Linked DNA regions of Homo sapiens: region 1 is linked to region 2. A link is a loop called in an ENCODE intact Hi-C map of the cell type or tissue named here. Cell type or tissue: Caco-2. All regions are shown on one strand.

Region 1 (8,000 bases), 110 kb before region 2:
CCCAGCACTTTGGGAGGCCGAGGTGGGAGGATCACTTGAGGTCAGGAGTTTGAGAACAGCCTGGGCACCATAGTGAGACCTCATCTCTAGAAAAAATTTAAAAACTAGCAGGGCATGGTGGCACGTGCCTGTGGTCCCAGCTACTTGGGAGGCTGAGGTGGGAGGATCACTTGAGCCCAGGAGGTTGGGGCTGCAGTGAGCCATGATGGCACCACTGCACTATAGCTTGGATGACAAAGGGAGAGTTGTCTCTAAAAAAAAAAATTAAAAAAGAAAGAAAGAAAAGAAAGTAAGAAAGTAAAAGAAAAGGGTTTGATCTTGGGGGGTAAAACCAACTGCTAGTGTGCCTGGAGTAATATCTTCAAGATTCCAAAGTTCCTTCTGAGTTGAAAAGTGTCATGGTCTTTAGCAATGACAGTGAGAATGGTATGGGAGGGGGGAATGGAGCACTATATGTCCAGGATTTGCCAAGCCTAGTCTAAACCATTCTTCCTGGTAGTGGTTTATAATGAAACTTAATTTTTCATTGTCTCATATTTTCCAAATGTATGCAGTTCCATGTTCTTATGGCCACTCGGATTAAATTTTCAGATTTTAAAGTGATAGGCCGCAGAAGTTACAGAGAAAAATGACCATAAAAGATGTCATAGAGAGTTACAACTGGTCATTCTTGAGGGGTCCCTCAAGCTGGCCTTCCATCTTGGGGTTGATTTGATAAGCTCTCAAAAGATGATTTCAAGTGTGCACCCAGGGGCGATGGATTTCCTGGTATGATTTCTCATAAATATATGCATGAATTTATGAATATATACATATTTATATATACATATATATATATATATTATACACACACTTTCAGCATATAGACCAGATTACTAATTAATTTCCAAATGGAGACATCCTTTATCAGAAACTACCCTCCCCAGGGCTACTTCTACAGGTTTCTACTTCTCCTTCTGAATAATGGGTAAGAAGCTGAATGTGTCCAGGAAGTGTCCCAGTGAGCATGAAATCAGAACCTTCCCTCTTTTCTTTCCAGTGGTTAAAAAGTGGGCCTTGATTAAAAACTGCTCTGCCGCTTGCCGATGAGCTTGTCCTTAGGCAGTTTCTCAGATTCACTATGTCTTGGTTTTCCCAGCTGTAGAATGCAAATAGCAATGATACCTGACACAGGGTTCTTGTATAAAGTGCTCAGAACAATAAGTAGCACCTGTTAAACACAATGTTCATTTTTATGATTACATTTTTTTCTAGTAGTTTAGAAATATAATTTCCATGATAATGTAACAGCCCTAATGGCCCAAAAAAAAAGCCCATATTATTTTTTTTAACCCCTGCATATTATTCGAAATCCAGGAGTACCAAGAAAGATCTCACCTGAGAAGGCTAATTGTGTAGTTTTTTCTCTTCCTTTATACACTATACCTGGGAGTTAGCTCCACTCCTGGATTAACTCTTATTTCTCTATTTTCTTTCTGTTTTACAACAATTCATCACACCACATATGTAGATGACTGTGTGTATGTGAACATGGCAAGTGAAACCTCACGATCTCCAGGCTGTTCGGTGAAGCTTTATGCGAATTCATTTCACCTACACCCTTCCCCTGCCCACCCAAGGCCTTGAACCGAAGCCTGTGATCCCCTCCCAAGTTGGATCCTGCCCTTCGCCAAAGGCAAGACCGCTGAAGGCGTGGCCTTCTAGATGATTCATCAGGTTGGCGGGCTCTCCCTCCCCTCCCCCTTGCCCAGGGGACACCCTGTCCGCGTGAAGAGGGGGGCCTTTGTGTGAGTGATGTTTCTCAATTATCAAACTAGTGGCGTGAAACCTTTTCCTGAAACACCTGAGTGTAAAAGGTTTTGTTACCTCCCTTTTTTTCTTTTAAATAATAAAGGAATAGCCACACCTACCTTAGTTTCTATTGGATAAAAAGGTGAATAGTTTTGTTGTGGTGGTTGTTGTTGTTTTAAGCCTTCAACTCTCAAAAGGCACAGAGTTCCCAGGTGCAAAGAGGTAGCTTAGACCTGTCTGGGGCGGATCGGGGACAGGAGCCAGCTCCCCTGAGGTCGAGCACCAGAGCCGGCCCCCAGACCCCGCCCTCGACTACAATTTCTCTTCCTTCTCCTCCCCCTTGCTTTGCGAGCTATTGACTGACTGCAGCCAGCTGAGGCCCAGGCTGTGGGAATCCGGACTTCCTTTTCTTCCCTCTCCCATTTTTCCTTCTTCCTCCACCCTCCCCCAAACCAAACCCCAAAACCTCTAGGTAGTCCAATATTAAAACCGGTGGAACAAAAGCATTCCCAAAATCAGGAGGAGGGAAAGAAGAAGACGAGGGAGGCAAAAGTAGGAGGAAAATAGGAATGTCAACATTTATTTTCCTGAAGGGGAAAAAAAATTCTCTCTGGGCAGGCAGGCCATCTTCCGGGACGGGGAATCCACAGTTTCCTCAGGTAATGAGTTCCAGGGATGCTGGATGCAGGTGGTAAAAATACGCAGCGTTTCAATGGGATGATGGGAGATGTTTACAGCCCTCCTGGGAAGATGCCAGAGAGTTTAACAGTCCTGGGATACCTCCCAGCTGCCTGCTCTGGTGCTGGATGAGTTTACGCCTCCTTTCCTGCTGGAAAAGGTGAAGCAACCAGTGACTTGTCCAGGGTCACACACCACGCTTGGGACAGAAATAACTCTGACGTCTCTTTCCTGGCTATATCAGCAGACAACATCGCCTAATGACAGTACTACCATTCCAATCTGAATCATTTAAATTGCTCCTAATTGCAGGCCTGCAGTGCACTGTAACTGCCGTATGACTCTAACTGCCAAGCCAGCCGAGATAGGAATGACTGAAGTTTTGCAAATTCCTGAATATGGAATTAAAAATGCTGGGCGGGGGAGGGGGTAGCGCAAAAGTGTTTGAAAACCACTTTGAAACTGCTGACAGGTATCCTATTTCAAATTGTTTAAAAGATGAATTGGAAATGTCAACTTAAATTTGTCATTTTATTGGAATTAGAGAAACACTTGGTGTTCAAATGGATGCGGTTCGAAAAGGCACCTCAGATATTTCTAAGAAGTTCGGCTTCACACTCTTCCTTTTTGTGTCTGCTAAATTACTGTCTCATTTTGGTGTTTAAACTTCCCTTTTAACTCCTTTGTGGGCAGATATGGGGAAAGGGGAGGGCCTGGGAAACAACCAGGCATTTGACTTCAGATCTGAACACGGGGCTGGACACGTGCTGTGCTCAGGAAAGAAAGTAAATTCCACCTGGCAAATTGCTCTAACTGATTTATTTGTCCACAAAGAGACGCCACCTACCTGCTTGCAGGTATTCAGGTAAATGACAGGTGGGCGGGGCCTCCTGACTCTTTCAATCCCTAAGGTCTCAGCAATGCTTTATCTGTCGGGGCTTCCGTGATGTCACCCATTTCCTGGTCTGGAGCGACCAATGCCGTCCTCCTTCCTCCAGGCACCTGTTCACCGAAGTTGAGGCTGGTCACAACTCCGGCGGCCCAAGGAGCTGCTCGGTTCACCCACAAGGAATGAGAGCTGCCTGCCTGCTGCTGCTTGGAGAGCCCCAGACAGTCGCTTGAAGAGGTGAGTTGAAACCCTCCATTTTTCTCTCTTGGCATTTAGACCACTGGCCCCTGAGGGATCTGAACACGGAATTTGAATGAAAAAATACAAGCTGAACGGCTTGTCGCTAGTGTTTGCCCCAGAGGGAGAAGCTTTTTTGAGACAGAAGAGTAGAGAGATGACTTTGACATTCTAGTTGCACAATAAACTTCTCCCAGGCCAGATATTTAATCCTTTTTGTTTCTCTGATCATTAATCCAGCCTGTGCTTGTCCTCGTACTTGATCTGATTAAAACAACAACAACAACCTAAAGAGAAGTAGAGTGAAGGCTTTTGTTTTGAAACTTAGCGCGAAGGTGCAGATCTGTTCAGCCCGTTTAACGGGGGCTAGGAGGCCAGTGCAGACTGGATTCAGAGTTCTTATTTTTCCTTTTCTTCCTCCCTGTATTTTGATCTAAACCTGTGAAGTGTCCCTAGTTTTTTTTTCTTTCCCCCTGAAAACCTGTTCCTCAGGGCAAATTCTGTTGCCCTATTCAGAAGCTGTGCGTTCCAGTTTTCCTCTCTTCTCTGAAAAAGTCTACCATTTTCTTTGCTCTTTGTTGAACACTCTTTTAAATACGACTTTGCAGTGTGCATTTAGAATTTGTTTACATTTAGACCTGGACTGGCTGCCTGCTGACCTTTGGTTACAGTAAGAATTAATTCCCTCATTGCTGCAAGAATGTGACTTCAGGTCTGATTTTTAATTTTTTGGACCTCTTTGGCTTTTTCTGTCTCTTTTTCTTTTAATAGCAAATATACCGAGGAAGTTGTTCTGCCAGGACCTGGCTTTTAAAGTAATTTTACCTCTAGGATCCATTTTTGTTTTCTTAATCCTGATCACACAGCCTGTATCTTGACAGCCCAATAGTCAAACTCTTTAGCCAATATTGTTGTCAGAGAAAGGAAACCATTTTTAAGCCCAGCTGCCTGCTGGGATGAGCTGGAAAAACTGGAAAAAGAAATAAATCTGCGAGACACTTCATTCTAGATTCCAACATCAGCTGTTTTTCTGAGATTTAAGTTAGCAGATGTTTGCAAGGGAATAATCTGTTAGGAATTATGCTCCTGTTCATCCACCCAGAAATACAAAATGCATGTAAATTCTCCCAAGGTATGAATTGAAACAAGCTGAGATCATTTTTGCCTTAGACAGACAGTCGTTCCTCACCACTAAGAATCTGCCCAGTTCTTGTTGCTAATTTCTGTCTTACTGTTTGGAGGTCCCTATTGTTCTTCCTTAACTGACCTTTGTTTATTATTTTCCCCAAGCTTGTGAGTTTAAGGGGGGGGGTTTGGCCACCACTTGTCTCTTACTAAGGTTCTCACTTGATTCAAAGCTTGGATCTTCTGATAAAAGTGCATCTAAACCTCTCCTCAAGATTACATTGCCTCTGGTTTACCATGGTTGATTAGTGCTTTTCACAGTAGTTAATTTATGATTAAATAAATAATTTCATCACTGTATGTCAGCATGTCTGAGTACTAAAGGAACAAAGCTGTAGACACTGTACCCCCAGGTAGAAGAAAGAAAAGAAGTGACAAAGACTGGAATTCAGAGTCAGATTGACTAGAATGCAGTTGGTCTGTTGGGTAATTTACACACAAGTCCTGTCCAGAGTTCCTGTGGTAACTCCACCCATTGGTTCAAGTGGACATAGGCCTGATGGAAAAATGTGCAATCTCCTTCATTTATATCCTTGAGCAAGTTACTTCTCTGACTTTCAGTTTCTTCATCGGTAAGATGGGAGATAATAATCCCCATGATCTAATGTGGTTGTGAGAAGTAAATGAGGTAGCTAATATATGTTAGCATCCAGCGACCAATGCCTGGTGTTAACTGGTGCTAAACTGAGGCTAGGTTCTTCCTTTGGAAGGAATTTTCCTAGGTTGCTTGGAGGAGAGAGTCTGACTCTATCAAGATAAAGATCATATGTGGTTGCAGTTGTAGGAACCTTGATAGTTCTTGTTATTGTAATTAATTGTAGGTAATTAACTGCAATGTTAACAGTTTGGAAAAAGAAAACAGGCAGGAGAATTCTTAAACAATGTCATCAAACAAGGTGGGCAGATTTGTCTCCGCTAGCCTCACAGGCAAAGCTTTTAGGAGTTGCTGGCTGGCTGTGATTTCTTCCTTTTCCCACTCTAAGGCTCTCATCCTGCAACAGACCCACAAAATGTGATTCTCCATGGGCCTTTCGGGGGAAATGTCCAGTTGTCATTGCTGTAATCTGACTTGGCAGAGAGTTCTTTTTGCTGTCAGTCGTGCTATCTCCAGGGCAGACTGGGTGTTTGGTCTCCTCCAGTCTCACAGATAAACACCCTTCTCCCTAACCAGAGTGAGGGTTCATGCCGAGCCTCTGGCAGGAGGAAGCCCCTGGTTTGGAGCCTCATTGTACCATAGAAGGAGGTTCATGACCCATTGGATGTGATTGGCCTTGTCATGCAATACCCTGTGCCCTTGGGTGACCTTGAGTCATTGCATATGAGCAGTTGTGTGCCCAGGGCCCTGGTCACTTCTCTGGGTCTCGCCCTTCAGGGATACCACAAATTTTCATCATTCAAGAGTAAGGGATTAGTGGATTGAGGTCAGTGGGTTCTACTGTTCTACTAGCTTGCCTACGGAGCCCTAAGGGAGAACCTCAACCCCCCTGCATGTCAGTTTCCTTAGCTACATTTTTCCCCAAAGGACGCTAAAATGGTGTACTTCACAGGCCCCCTCCATCCTTACAACTGAAGCAAGGTGGGCTGCATGTCCAGGTGGGTAGGTCAGACTGACTGGGGGGACTGGGTAGTGCCTCACTAGAAAATATCAATCTTATTCATTCCATTCTAGGTGGGGCAATGCTACTGCTTTAGAATAGTGGTCTGGTCTCTGGCATCAGGCTGCCTACCTGGGTTTTTGAAACCCAGATCTACCATGTGCTACCTGTGTGACCTGGGACAGATTCTTTAAGCTGCTCTCATCAGCTGTGTAATAGGGTTATCATGAAGATGAAATGGGTTGAAATGTGTAAAGTGCTTGGAATGGTACCTGCCACAGTGTTACTTGTAAATATTGAAAGGAAGGCATAGTTGATAGTATCAGACAGGTCTGTGTATCAGACCCAGTTCTACCATGTAGTTGCTAGCCTAAATAAGTTCCTTAATATTTCTTTGCTTTGGTTTCATCAGCTGGGAAATGAAATACTTCCCAGACTCAGAGCTGTTGGGAGGAATAATTGAAATAATTACATGGAAAGTGCCTGGCATATTTTAAATGTTCAGTGAGTGTTAACTATTGTTATATTATTTTAAACATTTTTATATTGCTTACAGTTAGACATCTTAGGTCATGCTACTATCTGGATGTAATAATGATGGAAACGGTAGTACGTTGAGGGCCAAAGACTGAGCAAAAAAAGATTTCCCAAAAGGCTCCCAAAGGCAGAGGAGGAAAACCTGTTAACAAAGATTGTGTTGTTTCTCTTGGAGTTCCAGGGTAGAGTGGCTGCCAGTGGAAATGCCTGGTCTTTCATAAACCTGTGGGGAGTGGGCTTCTGTGATGTGAGTAAACAGCGGGTCTTCCTGGAGCGGTGATTTCCTGGCTTCACCTGTCACTGTCTCCTTGTCTCCAAGACCTTGGCTAAGACTTCCTTTCTATATTTGAATTCCTCACTTAAAGTGGAGAAAATAGGGTCTGGTGGGATCTTGACTACTTTTTTTTTCCTTTCACTCTCTTGACCAGGATACGATCTTGACTACTCGAAATGCCGTCTGTAAGATGCTGGCAAGGCGAGGACACATAAGAGATGCTCTAAAGTGTGTCCTCCTCATTGCCTCAGTATTCATGGACTTCCCAGTAGCATACAACTATTCCTAATATTTATGTACTGACATTACATAGACTCTCTTTTATGTGGTTGGCAAATTTATTGTCCTCTGACAATGCCTCCAAAGTATCAAAGGCTTTTCAAAACTGTTTGGAAGGAAGACTGTGTCACTGTTCCTGGGTTAATATGATTTAATCATTAACTATCCCCAAAGAATAGGGTTGACATGAAAACCATAAAAAAACCATAAAATGTGGAAAACTACACTGAGCTGAAATCAGGAACAGAAAACGTTTGTTGTCTCCCGTAAACTTTCTGTGTTTACCCTTTCCTCCATTTTGTTCTGTGTGACATGAGGACACCACAGTGACCTATTTGGTTAGTTACACAGATACACACTTCAGATCAGTAAGAGGAAGAACTTTCTATGAATTAGAGTTGTCCGAAAATGTAGTAGGTTGCCTTTTGGGATACTGAGTTTCTTGTCACTGAAGGTGATCATTTTTTTTGGCATATTTAGTGCATGGTGTATGTTTGCTGGATGAGTGAATGAATTAATAAATGAATGACAAAGA
Region 2 (8,000 bases):
TGGTTTCATGGCATCACTTGTAACTAAAAAAAATTCTTAAAGGTAGCTCATTCTTCTTGCAACAGAAAGTAGGGAATGCCCTTTTCTTTCTACGTCAATCTATATGTTGGTTGGAATAGCTTACAAATTGAGTTTTTGAGTAATATATAGAGAAACAATATTCAAATTTTTTATTTTGGAACATCTCTGCTTTATACTATGTTAATTACATAGCCTACAAGGTTATACACCCCTCCAGGTTCTCCAGCCAGCCAAGCCTCATAAATCCATAAATTACCTGTTTCTCTACAATAAGGAGTCTAGACAGACCAGATATATCCTGCTAAAACATTTTATGGATAAGGACTCCGTGATGTCTTTTTGCTAGTAAATGCTTAATGTTTAAATTTAACTGATCATCTTTATTAATGAAAAACTAGTTTATTAGCTTAATTAATTAATTGAAGTTTTTATCCAATTAACTAATTTTAGTTGAATTAACTAGAATACGTCATATTCTAAGTCATCAAATTATGGAGAAGGTAGCCTCCATCTGCACTGTGGTTTTAGAATTCCTTCCACCTCCTCATCATGAAAGAGCTGGGAGGATCTGGTCACATTTCTGCTGCAACCCTCTGTCATATGTCTTAATTCCTGGAAACGTGCAAACTGACTTAGTCGGAATTGTAATTATTTCCGTTTTAACTTATATTCTATCTGACTTCTGAAATATCCTCACAAAAAAGTAACATATTTAAAAAAACTGAGACATATATGGCTCTTTGATTATTTCAGTTTTTATATTCTTACTAAAATCTTGTTTGGTTTAGGAAACCAGGTAGCTTTTTAAAAATAAGAGCTTAAACAATTCAAAGAAATACCAAAGAAGACAAAGCAGGATTTGTGGGACAGAAAACTTTTAGCCAATTAAAAAAGTTAAGGAATGCTAGGCATCAAATTTTGCATGGTTTACCTCTGTGGGGAGGCAAGGCCTATGAGCAGAAAGAGTCATAGAGCGACTAAGTGCACATGGAATGTTTATTTCTGATGTAGGGTTTTGAGGTACATGGGTAGGTCATTCTGTTATTCTTTATGCTTTTTTACTTGTCTAAAATGTTTTATTCTAAATATCCAAAGCAAATATTCTAAAATGGAAATACATCTTATAGTTTGAGAAATATTCAGGTACCCATTGTGTTTTTAATTAGCTTAAACTATTTTACCATAAATTATGTTTTTAAACATCAAGGAACATTGTAAGGTGTCCAAAGTAGGGTGAGGAGAATGGCGAAAAAAGATAGATAGAAAAGTCATCTCTTTCATACGTAACTCTCCTCCTCTCCAGCCAAAGTCAGGTAACCCTGGGTGTGAAGCTTTCACAGATGATTTTCTTTTTCCATTGCTGACATTGGTCGCTTTTCTGGTTAAGAAAGGAAATGGTCATGGACACTGGTTCATGAGACAGGACACATGCACACATGCCATATTTGTGGTATTTCAGCCATTGCATCCAGCCCCTCAGTGCACAACTAAACATCTCTTGCTCACCGCAGGCAAGGCTGCCTGGTAAGCACTGAGCAGGTGTGAAAGAAGACTCTATAAAATATGGTTACTTTTTTTTAACATAGAAAAGTTTCTGATATTTATAAATGACAGAGTGTTTTTGAAATGCTGACTCACTACTATCAGGAATAAATGACTCACTTGAGAAATTTTGGGTGCAGTTCACTCTGTGTGCTTAAGATTCCTCCATGGCCAGGAGCAGTGGCTCATGCTTGTAATCCCAGCACTTTGGGAGGCCAAGGCACTTGGAGCCAGGAGTTCCAGACCAGCCTGAGCAACAAAGCAATACTTTTTCTCTATGAAAATATTTTAGAAATATATTTTTCTAATGGTCTGTAATCGGTTCCTTCCTCCATTTTTACTCTTTCCTTTTGAAGTGTAAACTTTATCTGAGTTAACCTGTAGAATTTGGGACAATGTAACCCTATTATGGTTGGGAGTGGATAAGGTGAGGGTTCTTTCCAGGTGTCTTTCTCTGTGATTTCAAGAACCACCATTGTATTTATGCACTTTGCATAATTTATGCAGCTTTGGTAATTTTTGCATTTAGAAAATGGAAACCCACTTTGCATTTTCTACATTCAAAAACTACCAGAGTTGTGAATTCATGTGCCATGTTTTTCCATCTGTGCCTTCAGCCCCTCCATCCTACAATTACTTGTCATGAGAAGGTGGTAAATATCCAAAAAGACCCCGGTGAATCTCTCGGCATGACCGTCGCAGGGGGAGCATCACATAGAGAATGGGATTTGCCTATCTATGTCATCAGTGTTGAGCCCGGAGGAGTCATAAGCAGAGATGGAAGAATAAAAACAGGTAAAAAGTAAAGGGATTTTAAAGGCACTGGGGTGGCAGAGAATCAAGAGAAATTAGTAGCTTGTTAGGTGACTATTTTCAAAATTAATGAGAGAATGTGGGAGTGATCGGCCAGGACTTTTGTTACCCATTGACCATGATTGGTTTGAGTATAGATACTAGACCAGGTTCCACTTTTCTTAGTTGCAGGCCAACTTGCCTGCAAGTAAAGCTAGAATCTCCAAACTGTTCCAGGAATTAATAGAGAACTGCTACAGTTATGAGCAAGTTACCTCTATTAAATGGCATAATGTAGTTCCATTCATTCTAAGTGGTTCTTTAGTGGGTTGATCCGGTGGTGGAATTCATGAAATAATTCATGAATTATTCAATTATATGGGTTAGATAGAAAAAGTCATTTGATAGATTTGATTCAATGAATACTCATTAAGTGAAAGTATCATGCTGGATACTTTCCCAGAGTGAAAATTATTTCACTACTTTAAGCTCATGTATTCTGGGCTACTTTGAGTAAATAAAGGAAGATGATATCAAATTTGCCTCTACAAATATGTATCCTTAATAATATTGTCAATTCATTCAAGAGGGTAGGTAGCTCAGATGGGTGAGGAATTATGCCATTTAAAAGTCCAGGTTCAAGAGATAAACTGTGAAGTTTCCCAAGTACAGCTGCTGAGCCTGAGGAGCCACAGGGGGATGGTATCTTAAGAGATTTAGTCAGCTGTCTGAAAGATGCTTCTTTCGGGTCAGAAAGGACTCAAGGCCTTTCTCTTTTTTCTCCTCCTGTCTTTTTGCTCTTGCTGTGGTTATTCTGTATAAGAAAGTTAAGCAAAAGGGGACAGAAAAAAACAGGATGAAGATAAAAAAATAGAAAATGGAAATAGGGGAGATGTATATTTTAATTTCTCTTTTCTGCAAAACATCTGGGTGGAAAATGATGAGGCCAAACAAAGTGGCTTGTTAACAAATGACTTGTTAACAGAACATAAGCTAGAGGATTATATGATCTATATGGAAATGATCCTGCACATAGTAGGCGCTTAACCAATAGTAGCTATTTTCACCTTAGCAATGAAAATGTTTTTCTTTCTGCTTCTTTAAGAGTGCAGCTCCAAGACTCCTCTGCCAGACACTCTCATGGGTAGTTTCTTTTCATTCAATCCATATTTACTGGAGGCCTACTACATGCCTGGCTCCGTGCAAATGCTGGAGCTTTTGCCAAATCCTCCTACTTTATGCTAAAAACAAGAAACAAAAGAGTGAAAAAGTAGGTTTTCTTTGATTAAATAGTGAACAAGACTAATTTTCCTCTCTCACTCCCTTCCTTCCTTCCTTCAGCGGTATTCTTGTGTAAAACACCGATAGCTGTGCTTTAGAAAACCCCAAACAAGTCTTAACAGCACCTTGGAATGCACACACTGTTTACCATTTGCTATGTGAGCACCCAGCCTCCCGTCAACAAAGAAAACCTTTGCCCTCTCTGCATCCCTGCAATCCCAGTCAGCCCCTATCCCCTTGCACTTTAAGCAGAAGTCCCTGTTTGTGCTCTCACTAAAGATAGCTTCTGCTTCTCTGGCCATCAGGTGACATTTTGTTGAATGTGGATGGGGTCGAACTGACAGAGGTCAGCCGGAGTGAGGCAGTGGCATTATTGAAAAGAACATCATCCTCGATAGTACTCAAAGCTTTGGAAGTCAAAGAGTATGAGCCCCAGGAAGACTGCAGCAGCCCAGCAGCCCTGGACTCCAACCACAACATGGCCCCACCCAGTGACTGGTCCCCATCCTGGGTCATGTGGCTGGAATTACCACGGTAAGTCCAAACACAACATCCCTGTAGGGGCGTGGGAGAAAACGATTACATTTCTTAAACCACTCTTTCACTCTCTAGGGCTGATTCATGGCACTAGCATCTTAATTAGACCCAGTCTTGGTTGTGGGACTGTGAAATAATTCTCTCTTCCCATTTGTAACTGAAAATGCATGCGGACATTCTAGGGCAAAGACAAAAGCCTGGATGTGGAAATACTGTTTGGCGTTCAGGTTGAGGAGCTCACAGGACTGCCATGTACAGCTGTGTAGGTTGTTCATGCAGCAGAGAGCTCCACAGACAGGCAGAGGGGGCAGAGACCCAGCCTGTGTTTACACCCCTTGGAGCTGAGTTGCACTGCCTAGGAGAAGGTTCACCTTCGCCTAATCTGCTAGTGGCAGCCCTGGGATCTTGCAGGGAGGCTGACTGCCTTCTGTGGCTTTATTTTATTTTATTTTTATATAGAGTCTTGCTCTGTCACCCAGGCTAGAGTGCAGTGGTGCAATCTCGGCTCACTGCAACCTTGGCCTCCTGGGTTCAAATGATTCTCCTACCTCAGCCTCCCCAAGTAGCTGGGATTACAGGCACACACCACCACGCCCAGCTCATTTTTGTATTTCTAGTAGAGACGGGGATTCACCATGTTGCCCAGGCTGGTCTCAAACTCCTGACTTCAATCAATCTGCCTGCCTCGGCCTGGCAAAGTGCTGGGATTACAGGTGTGAGCCACCATGTCCAGCCAGTTTTATCTTTTGAGTGGCCTTGGCTGCACATAAAACAATGCCCCAGAGCACTTCGCCTTTGCTAAGATGTTTAAGCACCTTTTGTTTGGAGACATTTCTTAGATCATCTCTCCTTAGGGCCTGCTCCTGAGGAGTTCTTGTGTAAAACTTCAGGAAGTAGCTGGGTTGTCATTTTAGTGACATTTTAGAGCCTTACAGTGACGTAATTACTTGTCTCACTTAATTACTTCAGGGAAGAATTTGGGGTCAGCCCTACAAAATGGCCAGTACAGAACTATTCAAAGAACAGACAAGTTGGTGTTTGCTCACCTGCATGAGAGCATAAACTGTTGGCCTTCAGATGATTATCTTGCTGTTCCAATGTGTGAATAATGCTAAATATTAGCATCACTGAAGATATACTAGCATAGGACTAAATATGGAAAAATGAAAGTGAGACGTTTAGTTTTAGTACGTTTTTCTTGAGGGTGGAGATAAGTCTCTCTCTCTTTTTACATTTCAAATGAGTTTTTTAAGAAAAACAAAACCCTGCCTCAAATACAAAATTAACTAGATTCCTTTTTGAGCCTTCACTAGTTGATAAATTATTTTCTAAATCAGTACATTTTCAAAAGTCCTTAAACAGTTAAAATCTGAGCGTTGAGTCAGTTTAAAACCCTTTAGACATTTTAGAACTGAGCCTGAGTGAAAGTAGAGAGTATGACTTTAAAGTTTTATTTTTAAAAATCTTTCTGAAACTAGGATCTATTAAAATTATTTTGTTTTTTGTGTTTGAAAGCTATTCTGTCATGTAATCAAAGTCCTTCATTATTCATTTGTGTAAGAGAGGACAATGTGAGGTGCTTTTTGCTCCAAATACAACCAAGCGAATGTCTTTCTTCCCCTCTACCTTTTGTCATTTGCCCTTGGGCATGGCACTTCTCTACTTTTGCTGGAAGTAGTCTGGGCTGGGTGTGGTGGCTCATGCCTGTAATCCCAGCAGTTTGGGAGGCTAAGGTGAGTGGATCACTTGAGACCAGGAGTTCAAGACCAGCCTGGCCAACATGGCAAAACCGCATCTCTACTAAAAATACAAAAAATTAGCCAAGCGTGGTGGCACACGCCTGTAGTCCCAGCTACTCGGGAGGCTGAGGCATGAGAATTGCTTGAACCCAGGAGGCGGAGGTTGCAGTGAGCTGAGATCGCGCCACTGCACTCCAGCCTGGGTGACAGAGAGAGACTCTGTCTCAAAAAAAAAAGAAGAAGTAGAGTCTGCACTTTGCTCATTTCCTCTAAATGGACAGTGGTAAGGAAGCATGATATCCCGGCATAGACAACACTGATTTTCAGAACCCTGGAGATTCCTGGTTTCTTTCATTCCATCCTCTCCCTGTAGTAACAGAATAAACATGGTAGAAAATTCAGAATGCACCAAAGAATGTAAAGAGAACAAAAAGTAAGTCTCCCTCCCTTCAGATTCATTCAATAAAGGTGATCACCATTATCAATTTCTTGTGTATTCTATGTCAGAGGTTGGCAAATCTTTTCTAAAAAGGGCCTGATAGTTTAGGCTTTGAGGGCCACGCAGTCTCTGTGGCAATTACTCATTTCTGCTGTTGTGGTGTGAGAGCAGCCACAGGCAATACATGAATGAATGAGGAAGGCTGTGTTCCAATAAAATTTTACTTATAAAACCAGGTGTTGGGTTGGGCTGTAAATTGCTCACCCCTGGCCTGTGTTTATATGTATACACACACATACACACAAACACAATGGTAGCATATACACTCCTATGTACCATGCATTTTATTTAAAAACAAATCTGATGTTCTTGGGTATCATGATAGGCACTGCACCATCGTTGTATCCACTGCCAATTAGGAACTGGTTAAATAAGTTATGGTACATCTAAACAGCCATGCGCCAGGTTGCCTGGATATCAAATTATTGTATCACTTCATTCCTATAGGACTACATAGGCATTGCATCACTGCTAAGTAGCATTGAATGGTGTGGAGAAGTGGGAGGCTCATGTCATTTCTTTCCCTCCATATGTGGCTTGGTCTTTTTACTTAACGTTCAAAATAACTGTTCTATTATTTTGTAGCTGCTTTTCAGGGACTCTAGAAATTTGTTTCTTTGATATATTTTATATTTCATATATTTAGTGTTCTCGGATCCTTTTCAACTCTTTTTTCTCCATTTTGCTTTCTTGGCTTTTAACTTTTATTTTAGGTTCAGGGGTACATGTGCAGGTTTGTTATATAGGTAAACTCATGTCACAGGGGTTTGTTGTACAGATGAGTTCAGTACCCAGGTACTAAGCCTAGTACTCATTAGTTATATTTGCTGATCCTCTTCCTCCTTCCATCCTCCACCCTCAAGTAGGCCCTGGTGTCTGTTGTCACCCTCATTGTGTCCATGAGTTCTCATCATTTTAGTTCCCACTTATAAGTGAGAACATGAAGTATTTGGTTTTCTGTTCCTGAGTCAGTTTGCTAAGGATAATGTCCTCCAGATCCATCCGTATTCCCACAAAAGACATGATCTTGTTCTTCTTTATGACTGCATCGTATTCCATGATGTATATGTACCACATTTTCTTTATCTAGTCTACCATTGATGGGCATTTAGGTTGATTCTGTATCTTTGCTATTGTAAATAGTGCTGCATGTTTTCCTGGCTTATTTGCATCTTTCCTTCAATGCTCACTGTGTTTTCAATATTATTTCTGTTCCTTTGCAGCCACTTTCATTGCTGTGGTGTTTTTATTTTTCTCTTCCACTTTTGTGTTCTGTTCCATTGGCTCATTTCTTCTGTTGTCTCATCTTCCTTGAAGTCTTATCTCTGCATTGAGCTCTTGTTCATAGAGCAGTTGCTTCAGAAATATTTTACATTCATAGTAATATGGTTGGTTATCAATTTTCTTTTCTTTTCTTTTCTTTTTTTACCTCACTAACCAACTTTATTTAGTTTTAAGAAATCACCTTCCGTATTTCATAGTCAAGGCCTGAGAGTCACAAAAAAATTTGAAAATCACTCCAGAAGGTGCATTAAAAACTTCTTTCTACTTGGCCAGCATTTAACTCAGAAACTAGCAAACTCAGTTAT

Evidence for each region. A loop is a pair of places that touch in the nucleus more often than their neighbours do. Peaks named below come from ENCODE experiments on the same cell type or tissue, not always from the same donor. Only the 100,000 strongest peaks of a DNase experiment are listed, where the experiment ranks them.
Region 1: it touches region 2 in a loop (2.5-fold over the local background); 2 of 110 quality-filtered maps call a loop at or near these places.

The regions. Positions count from the first base shown.
Region 1 is chr4:53,586,983-53,594,982 of GRCh38, reverse strand. It overlaps LNX1 (ligand of numb-protein X 1), which reads left to right and starts at 3,497. Exons shown (of 11, transcript NM_001126328.3): 1 at 3,497-3,595. It overlaps LNX1-AS2 (LNX1 antisense RNA 2), which reads right to left and starts at 2,027. Exons shown (of 2, transcript NR_046827.1): 1 at 1,911-2,027. RefSeq lists an enhancer at 1,405-2,317. In Caco-2, no CTCF peak of the experiment used is centred here; DNase peaks (open chromatin) are centred at 1,712, 2,092 and 3,382; H3K4me3 peaks cover 3,004 bases.
Region 2 is chr4:53,472,923-53,480,922 of GRCh38, reverse strand. It overlaps LNX1 (ligand of numb-protein X 1), which reads left to right. Exons shown (of 11, transcript NM_001126328.3): 8 at 2,181-2,358; 9 at 3,942-4,170. Among named protein-coding and RNA genes, the nearest start is that of LNX1-AS1, 23 kb to the left of the region's middle. In Caco-2, no CTCF peak of the experiment used is centred here; DNase peaks (open chromatin) are centred at 3,832 and 4,112; H3K4me3 peaks cover 838 bases.